2 separate regions of the Mus musculus genome follow, and region 2 is linked to region 1. The links are chromatin loops, found by intact Hi-C in ENCODE. Cell type or tissue: left cerebral cortex. All regions are shown on one strand.

Region 1 (8,000 bases):
ATACACACAAATATGTCTACCTCAAAACCTCTACAAAAATGTTCATATTATTACAGGGGTTGGAGAGCTGTCTCAGTGGTCAAGAGCACTGAACACCTCTATAGAGGACCCAGTTTCACACTATACACCAGACTGTGAACAGACACCAAGACCTAGGCAACTCTTATAAGGACAACATTTAATTGGGACTGGCTTACAGATTCAGAGGTTCAGTTCATTATCAACAAAGCAAAAACATGGCAGCATCCAGGCAGACATGGTACAGGAGGAGTTGAGAGTTCTACATCTCCATCTGAAGGCTTATAGAAGAAGACTGGCTTCCACGCAGCTAGGATGAGTATCTTAAAGGCTACACCCACAGTGACACACTTCTGTCAATAAGGCCATACCTAATAGTGCCACTCCCTGAACCAAACATATTCAAACCACCACAGACCTTGATGTTCAAAACAGCACGAGGGCCATCAAAATGGCTCTGTGGGTACTTACAAATTCGATGAATTCAATCATTGGGACCTACATAATGGAAAGAACTTACTCCTGCGAGTCACCTTCTGACCTTCCCACAAGCCCCGTGTGTATGTGTCACATATATTAAATAAATTAGTATAAAAGATACAAATTAAACCCCACAAACAAACAACAACAAATCCAACATGTTAGGACAACAAATGTTGGGAGAACGGAATGGCTTATTGACCCAGAGAGGTGAGAGGAGCTGTACTCCAACAGGTGAGCAGACATTGACTGTCCTGGGGGGTGGGGTCGGGGAAATGATACCATCAGAGTCCAAAGAAAGCCATGTAGGCCTGTTATTCCCTCACTTGGGAGATGGTAGAGGCAGGAGGATCATCTCATCTATACAGAAAGTGAGCTCTGGGCTAGCCTAGGTTACATGAGACCCTGTCTCAAAAAAAAAAAAAAAAAAAAAAAAAAAAAAAAAAAAAGGAAAAGATGTGGTGCAATAGATTTGAGATTGGAACACGAATAGCTCAACCCTCAGACAGACAGCATAGCCAGGAGAAAGTCCAAGTGAAACAGTTCCGCAAGGAAGTTCTAGGCAAAGGGTCAGGCCCCTCCCTTCCACATTCACGCCCCAAACATTTATTAAACATTCCATGTGTACTTGGTGTCTCTTGACAGATAGGCCAGAGGCTGACTCAAGAAACTGGCGCACTATGTTTATCACAGGAGGCACGGGGGTTTAAAGAAAAAAAGCAGAAAAAGACTTCCTATGATGGACCACTAGCCTGAGGGGATTCATCCGAGTGCTTTTGGGTAAAGACCCTTTGAGTCTCACTGACATTAATCTCTCTGTAAATACTCCTTGAAAGTTTACACACCATCAGGCACGCTGAGACACAGGGACACGGGTCTCAGTTCTGGTCCCTGCCTTTGAAACTTACAGAGGGGAGGGAAAGCACCAGGCGCACCATGGGAAGATCTTTCAAGACACTTCCGGGTAGAGAAGTACCCGGGCTGTGACTCAGCTGAAGGTGCAGCCATGCAATATAAGCTTGAAAAGGACTGTTAATCCCAGCGCCTGGAAGGCAGAGGCAGGCAGGTCTCCAGGAGCTCAGGTCTAGCCCCATCTTCAGAGTGAGTTCCAGGGTTATATAGAGAGTTTGTAGCTCTACAAAAGGAAAGAAGGAGAGAGGGGGGGGGAGGAGAGGAAGAGGAGGAGGAGAGGAAGAGGAGGAGGAGGAGGAGGAGGAGAAGGAAGAAGAAGAAGAAGAAGAAGAAGAAGAAGAAGAAGAAGAAGAAGAAGAAGAAGAAGAAGAAGAAGAAGAAGAAGAAGAAGAAGAAGAAGAAGAAGAAGAAGAAGAAAAAGAAGAAGAAGACGACGACGACTTGACAGGGGCTGGGAGATAGCTCACAGATAGAGTAGAGCTTTACAGAGGACCTAGGTTTGGCTCCAGCACCCATATAGTGGTTCACAACTATCTGTAATTCCAGTTCTACTGGATCTGACACCCTCTTCTGTCCTCTTAGGGCACCAGGCATCCACAGGGTGCACGTGTGGATATATACAAGCAAAAAATTCATAAAATAATAAATCATATTTTAAAAGCTTGATACATTCAACTGTGCACAAGATGCATGCCTGATGTCAGAGGAGGAGGTCAGAAGAGGGCATCGACTCCACTGGAACCAGAGTTATAGATGGTGTGGACCACCAGGATGGGAATGGTGCTTGGGTTGGCTGTAAGAATAGCTAAGGCTCTTAATGGCTGAGACAGCTTGTCTAGCCCCTGATACTTGTTTTAAAGAAATTTTCTTTTAGTTTTGAATTAATAAATGTTGGAAAATTGGAAACGTAGTGAGAAACTCCATGTTGTATTTCTTCTTGTAGCTTTTCAGCAATATTTTATTTTATTATCTTATTATATTTTTTGTTTGAATCCTGATTTGAATTATGTGCCTAAATAATGTTATAAGAAAGAGTAGTTCTAAGGCCTTATATTATTTTCATGGAAGGATTGCAGAGTATTTGGCTTGTACTATGTCATTGCCCAAAAAGGCTTAGTGTTGTTTTTTCCTGAAGAAGAAAGCTAACTTACCATATCCAATGCTGACTCTGCCCTTTGTCTATAGAAATATTGATTTGCCATCTGGAGTTTCCAATGTTTATCTATAACTGATTAAAATTGGCAGAACATGGAGTTTTCTATCAATTTCCAGACAAATTCTTCACATTTTCTGGCTTCTGAAATCCTTCCTTCCACAAGTGTTCTACAACTATGCACCAAACAACCAAAACCAATAACACTGAGTCCTGGGGGAATCCAGGAGGCATTTTGGAGATAGTCGTAGTTATCTAATCCCCACTGGGGTTCAGTTTGGGAGTATGTTTGCTGACATCAACTTGTATACGGCTCACAAATGATGTTAGAGCTGTGAGATAGTTCCTTCACGATGCATCCTTGGCTCCTCCTTACATTGAGACCGCCCCAGGAGCTGAGCAAGCTGAAAGATCATAGAACTTCATGTAATTTTTGTGAGGTGAGTCCTTTTGGGGTGCTGCATAGACTCTGAAGGTGAGCAGGCCCAGGCTGGCAGGCCCCACAGCTCTCTGAATTACCCTGAGGACACTGCTGGCAGCCTCGGCTCTGGCAGGGTGCCTCAGCCATATTTCAACTCTAAGATCTTCCAAGTTCAGCTCTAAAGCCACTGGGTTATTTCTTGCTTCTGCTACTGAAGTAGACTTCACCTTTCTCCCCTCCAGCCCAGTCTCCATACAGCAACTAGATATGTTCAGATAGGTAGGTAGGTAGGTAGGTAGGTAGGTAGGTAGGTAGGTAGGTAGAAGAGATCTTACTGTATTGCCTAGGCTGACCTCAAACTCATGCTTCAACTTCCCAAGTGCTGTGATCACAGGCATACACTCCTATGCCCAGTACAGCCATTTGTTTGCCTTAAAAAATAAAAATCAATTTAAAAAAATCTTATGTGTGTTTGGGTATTTGACCTGCGTGTAGGTCTGTATACAGTATGAATGCAGTGCCCACCTAGGCCAGAAGAGGGTGCTAGAGACTCTGGAACTGGAGTTTCAGTGAGTTGTGAGCTGTAGGTGTTGGGAGCCAAACCCCAAAGGGGTGGTGAGATGGATCAGTGGCTAAGAGCGATTGTTCTTGAAAAGGACCTGAGTTGGATTTCCAGAGCCTGCATGGTAGCTCACAACAAGCGCTCCAGTTCCAGGGCATTTGGGGGTTTGACGGCCTCTCCTGACTTCCCCTGGCACCCGACATGCATTCGCTGTATAACACATCCGGCAAGGAGAACACTCTGTGAGTTCAAGGCTACCCACATAGCAAATGCCAGGACATAGTGAGACTCTGTCTCAATAAAACAAACAATCTGGGTCCTTAGCAAAAACAGTAGGTACTCTTAACCACTGTTAATAACTCTCCAGTTATTAATTATTTAATTAATTTATTGGCAAACGTTCAACACAGGCCAGGCTGGCCTCAATGAACTCCTCCTGTTCCTGCCTCCACCTTTCACGTTGAGGAGATTACAAATATTCACAGCCATCTTTGTTCCAGTTAGCCCTCAGGACGCAGGGTCTCAGACTATGGAGAGCATTGCAGGGAGGAAGAGATGCCTCTTTACTGCTTCAGCCTCTGAGTGACGCCTCTCAGCATTGACCACCCTATACTTTTCGTTGTATAACGTCTTTGCTCTGGACCCTAACCCCAAGGTTGTGTGGAGCTTCAGGAAATATAGATGTGCAACAAGCCACTGGGCAAAGATGCCAAGTCTAGTTAGGTATGGTTTAAGACTATAATCACGCCTTGGGAGATTGAAGCAAAAAAGACCGTCAAGAGTTCGAGGCCAGCATGAAGCACATGAAGCCCTGTCTCAAGAATTACAACTTAAGGTCTGGGTCAGCCGTTAAGAGGTCAATAGAACTAGGTTTAAATCCCAGCACTCACAGTATAGCTAGCAAATCTATCCTATGTCCTCTTCCAGCCTCTGCAGGCACAAAAACCACACGTGGTGCATAGACAGACAGACAAAACACCCATACACAAGTAATTATTTTAAATGCTTTAAATGAAGTTAAAAGGGGTTTGCTGGGGGCTTGGTTGCTCGGCATCAGCGGCCTGGGGTTCGGTTCTGCACGATGGGATCTCTGGGCAGGTCAGTGAACCATTTCTAGGGACTGTTAATTCCGCAATCGCTCTACTCTGGCAAAGAACCTCAGAAAGGCCAAGAACGCATGCGCGAAGAAGGAACCACAGAGTCAGTCCTCCCAGGATAGAGAGGCCGGAAGTTCTCCCGGAGCTCCACGCCGTGTAGTGAAAGCCGGGCCGAGGTAGCAGGGAAGGGGTTCGCAGGGTGCTTGGCTGGGTGTGTGAGCAGAGGGTCGGCGTTAGGGGCCTTAGTTCTGTACAATGGCGTCTCGGGCAGGCCCGCGAGCGGCCGGCACCGACGGCAGCGACTTTCAGCACCGGGAGCGCGTCGCCATGCACTACCAGATGAGGTACGAGGTGAGCCAGGCGTACCGAGGCCTTTCCCGGCGGAGCCTGCAGATCCTGGGAAGAAGCGACGCCAGTGGTCCTCACGCTGTCGCCCCCCAGCCAGTTGTCGTGTACCCGCCAGGTCCCCTGCTCTAACGACCTCTGCTCTGTTTCCAGGCCGGGGAAACCCCGTGGCCCACCTTGGTCCGACTTATTCTTTGAGGGGATCCAGCCTGCACAGGCTCGTGGTTCGGTGCTGGCCCCCTGGGTGACCTTGGGAACGCCACTGCCACTTTTCTTTTTCAAGTCTAGATCCCACGGTAGCGTCCAGGCTGATCTCGAACTCACAGCCTTCTCTTTAGTCTCCTGAGTGCTTCTGGCTTTTCAGGGATGCACTTGGCCTGAGAACTCCTTAACATTTTTAAAGATTTTTATTTTTAATTTCGTGTGTGTGTGTGTGTGTGTGTGTATTTGTGCACGTGAGAGCAACTGCTCGCAGAATCCAGTAGAGGGCGTTGGAGCTGGAGTTACACATGGCATTTGGAGTCTACCCGAGGTTGGTGCTGAGAGCCAAGCCCAGAAAGGTGGCAAGCCATGTCTCTAACCACACGTCAGAAGTGATTTTGGAAGCTAGAGTTGTGGTTCATGAACCCAAACCGCCTCCACTGCAGCGAGCCTACTCTCCAGCTCCAACTCGGGTTATTTCCAATTGGAGTCTCAGTTTTCACATTTTTAGAGGGAGAAAATTTCATGATTTTTAGGTTTTGGTGAGGAATTAGCAAGTCGTTTGTGTAAAGGCACAGCATAGGAGTGTGGTGGCTGCTAAACTTGGGGCTGTCTGGATGTGGGTGGTAAAAGGTGACCCTGTCCATCCTGAGGTTTAGGAATACGTCCATATAAGGAGATCTTTCTACGTTCCTTTATTTGTTTGATAAACTCTTACAGGCTATCTATCCATCCTGTCTGTATTGTGTTCTGCACTGAGTCTTTCTTTCCCTCACCTGCCTCTGTCCTTCCTTTAGTGGTTTTTCGAGATGGGGTTTCTCCTTGTAATTCCAGGCTTTCTTGGAACTCACTTTGTAGACCAGGCTGGCATCAAACTCAGAGACCCACCTACCTCTGCCTGATAAGATTAAAGGCGTGTGACACCACCTGTAGACCCTATCTTTATGGAAGATGTCACATGAAGTTTACAAAGAGTTTCAATGCAGTCAAGTCTTTTTTTTTTTTTTCTTCAATTATAAAGTCCTTTTTATTAGTCAAAATCACAATCACCTTGATTAAAAGGGCAGAATATTCCACCCTCAGCAGAAAAACAACACAGTGATAGAAAACCTCCCCAAACCCTCCCACACCCCAATTAAAAACTAGAAAAAATGTCTGCCCTCTGGGCCTGCGATGCCATGGTAGTCTGACTCCTTCAGGGCACTGCCATGGAGTGGGCAGGCCCCCACAGCACCCTCCATTTCACCTTGGGGAAAGGAGGGGTGCTGACGGCCATGGACGTTAGGATAGAGATCCAGTGGGACCAGTCCCCAAGCATGCACTTCCTTCCTTTCCCCCAGGGCCTGGGACCAAAGGGTGCAGTCAAGCCTTAAGCTTATTGTGCACATGGGATTGAATTAGCTATCTGTTGACGGCCAACTCTGACAGTTGTGTTCAGTGATCCAAGGTGGGGATGTGGGGTTGGCAGTGATGTAATACAGGCACACACACTCACACACTTGGTAGATGATGCAATCTCCAACAAGCTCCAACAACTTCACATGTATGCATACACACACATACATTTGGTAGACGAAGCAAAGCTCGAACAGCCCTTTCACCTACAGCTTATGTATCCCAGCCAAATCTTTGAATCACGATGTGGTTACATTCTATTTTTCCTTAAGTGAATGATTACAATGAAGTTTCCCAATACCCTTGCACGATCAAGTGTTTTACATATTATGGGTGAAAAAAAAATTATTCCCAAGAACCCACATGCATTCGTAACTAAGCAACCTGTTATAGATTAACCAAGTGTGAGCAAGCAGTTGTCTCAGCCAGTTTCTCTTCCTGGCAGGCTGCAGTTTGTAATTACAAAGAAAGAGTCAATTATTATTTATCTTAAAAAAATAATCTTATAAAAATCTTAAAAGAATCATAAATCTACAGTTTTATATAAGAAACAATCAGTCATTTCTACTTTAAATCCTCAGGGTGCAGATCTATTCATTAACAAATTTTCTTCCACAAAAAAAAAATTTTTTTTTCTTATTAAATCCTATCAGGAAGCTGAGGGCAAAAATGGGTACAAGAAATTAATCATCTTGATCACCAACCCAGCGTTAGCAAGAGAGGCAGGTCAGCTAGAGCTGGCTGGGTTGTCATTGTTCTTGTTCTCTGACCTTAAAAAACAACCCTCGCTCAATATTTAAAAGTGTACCTTTCTAAGTTGTAACCCAAGATTTTCTAGATCAAAGCCACTAACTAAAACATCTTAACCTAACTTTACTAACAACCTACATCTCCACATTCTTTCTAAGGGTGGTGGACGTCACTCACAGTCTCCATCTCTAAGTCCTTTCTGAGAGTGATGGATGGATCATTAATTTGCTCCAGCAGCAAATTAAAGTGCCTGCTTGAAAAAGATCAATCGCTATTTGTGTCCTGCTAAGGACACTGCCTCGTGAGGGCCTGGAAACCCCCTTAGAGTTTTCATACAACCCATAGATTAGGGGTGACGTGATGACTGAGGACTCGCAGAGAGATGCTGCGTAACAGCATGAAGTCCCCAGGGCACACCTTCCTCAGCCCTCCGCCTCTCGCAGGCACACGCATCCTGGTTGTGCTGACCAGTGGGCCATATTCTATTAGTTCTAAAGCCATTTGTTGTTCATCTTTACACAGGCCTCGATAGTCATCGCCAGGAAAATTTCCACCAAACCATGCTGTGCCTAAATATGCCTAAAAAGACTCCTTGGGGTCAGACTCCTGAAGTTTGAGATATCACCAGATACAGAGTTGTTATCTCATGAAGATTATTAACTCTAC
Region 2 (8,000 bases), 89 kb after region 1:
GAGGTCAGAGGACAGCCTGCAGAAGTTGGTTTTCTCATTCTACCACATAGGTTGTAGGTATTGAACTCAGTGTTGGGTAGGTACCAGCTGTACTTCTCACGCCCACAGCTTAGCTTTTAGTATATTTCACCCAATCCTCAAGAATCTGTTTTGTTTTTTTTTCTCTCTAACAAATCAATATATTCTGAGTTTGAGAAATGTGAGTATATATATATATATATATATACACACACATACACACATACATACACACACACACACACATATATATACTCACACACACATACACATATAGTCTCCAGCTGTAGGATAATTCTATTCATGTATATTTCATTTCTGGTTTATACATTTTACAAAAGAGTTACAGTTAATTTTCTCATTTTTAAGGGAAGGTCTCACTTTATAGTCCTGGTTGGATTAGAACTCACTATTTAGACCTGGCTAGCTTCAAATTTAAGAGACCCATCTGCCTCTGCCTCTCAAGTGCTGAGACTAAAGTCATATGCCACTGTATCTGGTCCACAGCTAAATTTCAACCCAGTAAAAGTTAAATAATGTAAAATAGCACATTTCCATTTTTGTGACTATTCAGGCTAATGTTAATTCGTGCTGTATCAAAAAAATGCTTTACAATAAAGGACATCTTTTAAAAATTATTTTATTTTTGTGTATGTCTGTGAATACATGCTTTGTGTGCCTTTGAAATTGAGAGTCAGCTCCTCTGGAGTTGAGGTTATTGGCAGATGTGAGCTGCCTAACACAGGTGCTAGGAACTGAACTCAGGTCCTCTGAAAGAGCAATAAGTACTTTTAACATTAGCAGCCCCAAGAACAGTTTTTGGTGGGGTAAAGTTGCACCATGTCAGAGTGGGCATGACCTAAACACCTCACTCAGAGATGGAGAGATTACGACTAGAGATGTTCCCCATAGCATGACTCTCCACAGGGATAGTACCACCCTCTAGAGGCCTTATGGAAATCTGGGCAACTTTTTGTTTCTTTTGAGAAGGTGTTTCACTGAGCCCAGGCTGGCCATGACGTCTCAATTCTCCTGCCTCATCCTTCCATGTGCTGGGATTATAGTTGTGTACCATTATCCCTGGCTATTTCAAGGGAAAGGGTTGGTGTGAGACAATGTCTTACACTATAGCCCTTACCCTATCTGATCTCAAACCCATGGTGATCCTACGTAAGCTTCCCCTGCTCTAGGAGTCTAGGTGTAAGCTACCCTGTTTGACATATCTGGAACTTTTTTGATTGTCGTAATGACAGTGTGGAGGAGAAATGCCATATAACTGTCACTTGTCATGGATTTAGAGATGTTATGATATCCTCAATGCTAGGTAGTTATGTAACAAGGAATGGTCCTATGTCCTACACTACTTCTGTATACCTCACTCAACTATTCTAGTTATCTAAGGTGCAAACCTAACTCCAGTGTGGAAGGAGCACAGGCTTTCTAGCTACTAAGTTTATAAACAGGTTCTGGGTAGACTTAGTATACCATTTATAGACAGTACTGCCTCTGTGACATCATCTGCTTTAGCCCACAATTGATCTGTCCTAGTTGTGATTTTATAGCTAGATGTATGCATATGACATCTTGTAAGATAGCTGTGCACAAATATGCATGTATGAAATGCATACTAAAAATCTCTTTCCTTTATTTCTGATTATTACACCTCGGACACTGTGTTACCTTTTAAAAGTTCTTGAAAAACAAACCAACAAACCAACCAACCTTCTTATATATAAACTGTATAATTCATCTGTAGAATACTAAAAGAGCCGGGAGTGGTGGCGCACGCCTTTAATCCCAGCACTCGGGAGGCAGAGGCAGGTGGATTTCTGAGTTCAAGGCCAGCCTGGTCTACAGAGTGAGTTCCAGGACAGCCAAGGCTACACAGAGAAACCCTGTCTCAAAAAAAACAAAAAACCAAAAAAAAACAAACAACAACAAAAAAAAGAATACTAAAAGAGCTGAGGGTCTGATGTCATTTAGAATCATCACTCTAAAACTGTGAGGTGAACCAGGGCAGAAAACTGCATCACATAGTTACACTCAATCTGTACAAATGCAATGCTCTATTACCCTGATGACTTTGGAAAGGCTGTTTGATTTCTCTGATTTTCCTTTTAGTTATAAAAGCGGGGTTAGGATAGCATGCTTCGTTGTGAGGATAAAATGACAATTATTTTACAGGAATCAGAAACTGTTGAATGAGGCTGGAGCAATGGCTGAGCAGTTAACCCACTTGTTGTTCTTGTAGAGGAGCCTGGTTCAGTTCCTAGCTCCCACATGGCCGCTCACAACTAGTTTTCTATAACTCCAACTCCAGTGGATCCACCCCCCTCCTCTAGCCTCCGCAGGCACGACACATACAGTACATACACAATTCATACATGCAGGCAAACGCTCAATCACAAAGAACAAAACAAAAATACATTTTTTTTTTGAGACAGGGTCTCTCTGTTATGTAGCTCTGGCTGTTCTGGAACATTCTAAAGAGACCAGGTTGCCCTGGAACTCTCACATATCTACCTGCTTCTGCTTCCTGAGTGCTGGGATGAAAGGCATGCACCACCATGCTAGCAAAAGTAGATACTTAAAAAAAAACTAAATAAAATTTAAATTACTGAGTTTTCTCCACTCCCCATCTTCTTGTAGTTTTCAAGTCTGTACTAAGCTAACTTCCTAAGGCTTGCTTCAGGGGGCTGTCTCTAGTCAGCTCTGAAACTAATGGCACACAAAATAGTCATAGTGGGCACTGTTGGGAAAAAGAAAGAACCTAGGCTTGGGAACCACGAGATTTAGCTTAAAGTCATGAATTGTCATCATCCATTACTATTACGGAACTCTGTTAAAGTCTCAGTTTCTATAAAATGAGGACAGTATCAACCACATTGAGTTGCTTTTTGGTTTTAAATAAATTAACAAATGTTAAGTCCTTATCATTGTACCTGCTTAGAATGTTTCATAAAGCTGGCTTATTATTATTATTGCTGTTGTTATTATTATTATCAGCAGCAGAATAAGGAAAGACAAAAAAAAAAAAAAAAAAAAAGACAATCGAAAATACCCAAGCTGGACATTTTGGGGGACAGACTCTCATGTGCACCAGCCTGACCTCCAGTCTATAGGTAGCTTGCTTGAGCTTCTGATCTTCCTACCTCCATCTTTGAGTCCTGGCATTACAGGCTTACACTGCCATAGCTGGCTTATGCTGGGGTAAGGAACCCAGGGCTTCAAAGCCAGCTGTCCAAGCACTGTACCCAACTGAGTTACATCACAGCCTCATTGCAGAAGAAGTGTTTTTAGGGCTGGAGAGATGGTTCAGCCATTAAGAGCACTGACTGCTCTTCCAGAGGTTCTGAGTTCAAATCCCAGCAACCACATGGTGGCTGCAACCATCTATAGTGAGATCTGATGCCCTCTTCTGGTGTGCCTGAACACAGCAACAGTGTGCTCACATACATAAAATAAATCTTTTTTTTTTTAAAGTGTTTTTAATTTAAGGTGATCTTTAAATCACCAGCAAATGGAAATCCAGTATTACTTGCCACAAAAAGAAAGTAACTTTTAAATACGATAAAATGAGGTTTTTTTTTTTTTTTTCTTCTTCTTCTTTTTTTTTGGTTTTTCGAGACAGGGTTCCTCTGTATAGCTCTGGCTGTCCTGGAACTCACTCTGTAGACCAGGCTGGCCTTGAACTCAGAAATCCACCTGCCTCTGCCTCCCAAGTGCTGGGATTAAAGGTGTGTGCCACCACGCCCGGCAAAATGAGGTTTTTGTTTTGTTTTGGTTTTTGTTTTCTGTTCTCTGCAGAAACGTTTGAAACGTTTCTCTTCATTAAAGTGATTCCTATGTGATCTGGACAAGTCAAGGAACCAGCAGCACTGTCTTCAGCTAGTCTCTGAAAATGACTAGAATAAGTGATTGAAAACTGTTACTGATTTTAATGTGAAGTGGCTGAAGTTATGTCAAAGTTCTGTCTCCCACAGAAAAGCACTGTAAGAAGGCAAGTGAGGAGAGGAGGCAGGTGGAATGGTCCATCGCAACTCCTCACACGTCTCTGTGGTAGTCTCCAAGCTTTGGAGGCACTTTATACCTTAGCATCTCAGCAGATCACTACAGTTCTTTGGTAGTGTAGATTATGAAATTCACTTGCCTGGATGTTAGCAGGACTCAAGGGAATATTGCATCTGACTCTCAGTGGGTACTCTTAATAACGGAATGGAGCAGGATAGTTCAGAGAGAACCTCACTGACGGTTGGCAACTAGCCTAACAATATTAAGAACGTTTTCTTAAACACTTAGTACATGCAAGGCCCTGGGCTAAAGGCTTTTAGGTATCATCCAATCTAACATCTACATGCCTGCTCTCTCTATTAGGTAGGTACTGAGATTATTCCCATTTTACTGACAAAAATGAAACACAGCTAACCGCCAAGGTCAACCCGTAGGGGCGCGATGAAAACTCAGTTAAAGTGATACAATCAATCCCTGCACTTTCTTGACCAAGGTCACCCGGGAGTGAGGTCAGCAGGATAGGGTGAGGGTACTGACCTGTCAGACACTTGTTCCTGGGTGAGCTTCTTGTCGCTCTGCAGTAGGATTGACACGTAGTGGCGGATCATGCCCACGAAGAAAGTGATGATAACGATGGGCAGGACCACCCAGAGGCGGATGTTGGAGTCAAGCAGCAGCTCGGGCCCCGCCATCTTCGCTGAGAGTTCGCTGCGGGTCGGGAGGAGTTGGGTTCCTCCCGGCTTTCGGCTCCGGGCCTTCACCCGCCCCTCAGTCTGGCTGGCGTGGAATCTGGGGCAGCCTAGCTTTCTCCGCGCACTGTTTCCAGCTGGGCCGCCAGGCCGTCAACTTCCGGTGCGGGCGAGTAACGTCACGCCACGGCGCGGCTTTGATGGCGTCAGAGCGCCGTTCTTCTAGCGGGAAAGTCGAAAACGAAGGGAAGCAACTGGCGGGTCCCCAGGTTAGTGGCTTTTTAGGCTTTCCTGGGAGCGAGATGGTATCTCTCCGAAGTCAGACGGCCCTGACTTGTTCTAGTGTTTCCCTCTGAAAAGTGGCTGTCAGTGATTACATATTATTGTAGGAAACGCATAATAAGAAATCTCGTATAATAAGAAATTTGAACCTGTTTTTAGTTTTTGAGGCTTTTTTTTTTTTTTTTTTGGCAAGACTTATTTAATGTATATGTATGATTTGACCTTCTGTGTTTATGTGCACCACATGCATATAGGAACCCGAAGGGGCGCAGGATTCCCTAGAACTGGAGTTACAGGCAGTTTTGAGCCGCATGTTTGAATGGGAACTGAACCTGGGTCCTCTGCAAGAGCAGTAAACGCTCTTAATCCCAGAGCTGTCTCACCAGCCCAGGAACGTTAATCCTTAATAGAAACCATTGCCCTAGTCTGGAGAGATGGTTTGGAGGTTAAGAGCACTGGCTGCTTCTCCAAAGGTCCTGAGTTCAATTCCCCTTAACCACATGGTGGCTCATAACCATGTATAATGAAATCTGATACCCTTTTCTGATGTGCAGACAGAACATTGTATACACAGAAAAATAAAGAGAGAGAGAGAGAAGCTGGGTGGTGGTGTCACTTGAGAGACAGAGGAAGTTGGATCTCTGAGTTCGATCAAGGTCAGCCAGTCCTCAGAGTGAGAGAAACCCTGTCTCAAACAAAAGAAAGCAAAACAAAAAAACAAAACCAACCAAATAAAAAACAGTAATAATAATAATAGCCCATAGTCTTGGCTTTTAGGAGGTGGAGGCAGGAGAAGTTGCCTTTGGCTATGTATGAGTTCAAGACCAAACAGCTACACAAGACCCTAGAAGTTGAAAGTAAGACAAAACCCACAGATTCTGGCCTGTCTAAGAACCAAAAATAAATGAACAAAACAAGGAGTACAGATTCTGGAACCAGACTTTTTAGAGTTAGAACCTCAGCCCTTCCCCTGATTAGGAGACTAGTAATGGTATCTTTCTTAAGTTAGCATGTGAGAAATATGTAGATTATAATTAGAGCATATAAGACAAGGTTGTTTGTTTGTTGGTTATTGAGATAGGGCCTCACTGTATATCTGAAGCTGGCCTAGAATGTAACTGGTAACTATGTAGACCAGCCAGTCCAATTTACATGGTGGAATCCTGTCTTAAAAATAAATACGTACTAGAAAAATAGCTCAGTGGTTAAGAACACTTGCTGCTCTGCAGAGAATCTCGGCTCCTTTCCCAGCACCCACATAGTGGCTCATAACTATCTGTAACTTCACTTCTGGGGGCTCTAATACTCTCTTCTGGCCTATGCAGGCATCCAGTGTGTACATGGTCCACAGTCGTATGCACAGGCAAATCATCATACACCTAAGATTTAGATATTTTAAAAATAAAAATGACTGTCCTAGCACACACAAAGCTATGATGTTGAAACGGAAAACGTGTTCAGAAAAATTGTTCCTGCTTTTCTTCACTGCTCCACCTACAGGTAGACTAACGGTCCTCATAAGCTCTCACTCAATTCCCTGGCTTCTCTTCGATTGCAGTCACACAGACGTAGTTCAATACATTAAGACCTTGTAATGCTGTACGCCTCCTGCACGCTGGAATGATGTCTGTCTTGTTTTGCAATGTTTGATGTTTGTCTTGTCTTATACCTTCAGTCCTTAGCACCACCATGACACAGTACTGAAGTAACCTGTTAGAGAGCAGCTTAGGTGATGGTCTTGAGTCTCAGAAGACGAGTTATGGGCTTTCTCCTTTAGCAACAGAGAAGTAGCCTGGTGAAAGAAGCAACTTGGCCAGTTGTAGGAGTTGAAATGTGCTCAGCATTTGGGTGGTTTGGACAGCGTTAATGTGAAGACTCAAACCCTCTGCTTGTAGAGAGAATAGTTTTTAGAATGACTCCTAGTCTCCGATTATGCTGGTTCTTTTGGTGGTGGAGGTAAGCAGTGTGTATATCACTGAGCTAAATTTCCAACTCCTGGGTGTTTTTTTAAGGAAGTAATATAAGTGGCAGAAGACGTTAGTCAAAATGATTTCCAAAAGACGTCGGCTAGATTCTGAGGATAAAGAAAACCTGACAGAAGATGCCTCCAGTAAGTATCTACCCTTTTGTTGTTATATGTGAATCACAGATGCATGAGACAGGAAAAGATGCAGAACTCTTGCTTCTCAAGTGCTGACATCTGTTATGGATTACTGGAGAGAATACAGAGATCCTAGGAGCTTAAGGATTGAGTGTCTGCCTCAAATGCCACTTAGGGCTTTTGGATACCTTCTGAACTTCACTCTCCACCTTCATAAAAATAATTACTATTAAGCTGGGTGGATGATGCAGTGGTTAAGAGTACTTGCTGCTTTCATTTCCAGCTCCCACATGGCACCCACAATCACCTGTAATTTCAGTTCCAGGGATTCAGTGTCCTCTTCTGGTCCCAGAGGACACGGTACATTCATGTGGTACATTTAGGTTCCGGCAGGCAAACAGCTATCCATACAGAATAGAAATAAATCTTTTTTTTTAAAGATTTACTTATTTTATTTATATGAGTACACTTTAGCTGTCTTCAGACACAAACCAGAAGAGGGCATTGGATCCCATTACAGATGGTTGTGAGCCACCATGTAGTTGCTGGGGATTGAACTCAGGACCTCTGGAAGAGCAGTCAGTACTCTTAACCGGTGAGCCATCTCTCTAGACCAGAAATAAATCTTTGTAAAAATTCTTATACATTATCAATATTATCTAGATCCTAGAACACAAAAATAAGAAATATTCATCCTTTTGAACAACAAGTGGTCTGGGTGTGGTGAGACACACCTTTAATCCCAGCAGAAGGAGGGGATTGCTGTGGGTTTGATGTCAGCCTGGTCTATATAGTGAGGTCCAGGATAGTCAGAACTACAAGGAGAGACCTTGTTTCAAAAACAAAAAACAGAAGAGAAAAAAATAGTAACTTGTCTCCTTTTATTCCTAAAAAAGTAA

What was found. Hi-C counts contacts between places; a loop is a spot of excess contacts. Peaks named below come from ENCODE experiments on the same cell type or tissue, not always from the same donor. Only the 100,000 strongest peaks of a DNase experiment are listed, where the experiment ranks them.
Region 2: it touches region 1 in a loop (2.1-fold over the local background); 5 of 42 quality-filtered maps call a loop at or near these places.

The regions. Positions count from the first base shown.
Region 1 is chr6:113,437,811-113,445,810 of GRCm38, forward strand. Jagn1 (jagunal homolog 1) reads left to right here and starts at 4,759. Exons shown (of 2, transcript NM_026365.3): 1 at 4,759-4,987. The coding sequence starts at 4,899. In left cerebral cortex, CTCF peaks have their summits at 3,513 (motif pointing right) and 5,475 (motif pointing right); DNase peaks (open chromatin) are centred at 3,529, 4,736, 5,192 and 5,454; H3K4me3 peaks cover 1,515 bases; H3K27ac peaks cover 959 bases.
Region 2 is chr6:113,526,762-113,534,761 of GRCm38, forward strand. It overlaps Emc3 (ER membrane protein complex subunit 3), which reads right to left and starts at 4,877. Exons shown (of 8, transcript NM_175101.3): 1 at 4,567-4,877. The coding sequence starts at 4,721. It overlaps Fancd2 (Fanconi anemia, complementation group D2), which reads left to right and starts at 4,921. Exons shown (of 44, transcript NM_001033244.3): 1 at 4,921-4,987; 2 at 7,013-7,110. The coding sequence starts at 7,047. In left cerebral cortex, CTCF peaks have their summits at 3,423 (motif pointing left) and 4,993; a DNase peak (open chromatin) is centred at 4,890; H3K4me3 peaks cover 1,622 bases; H3K27ac peaks cover 674 bases.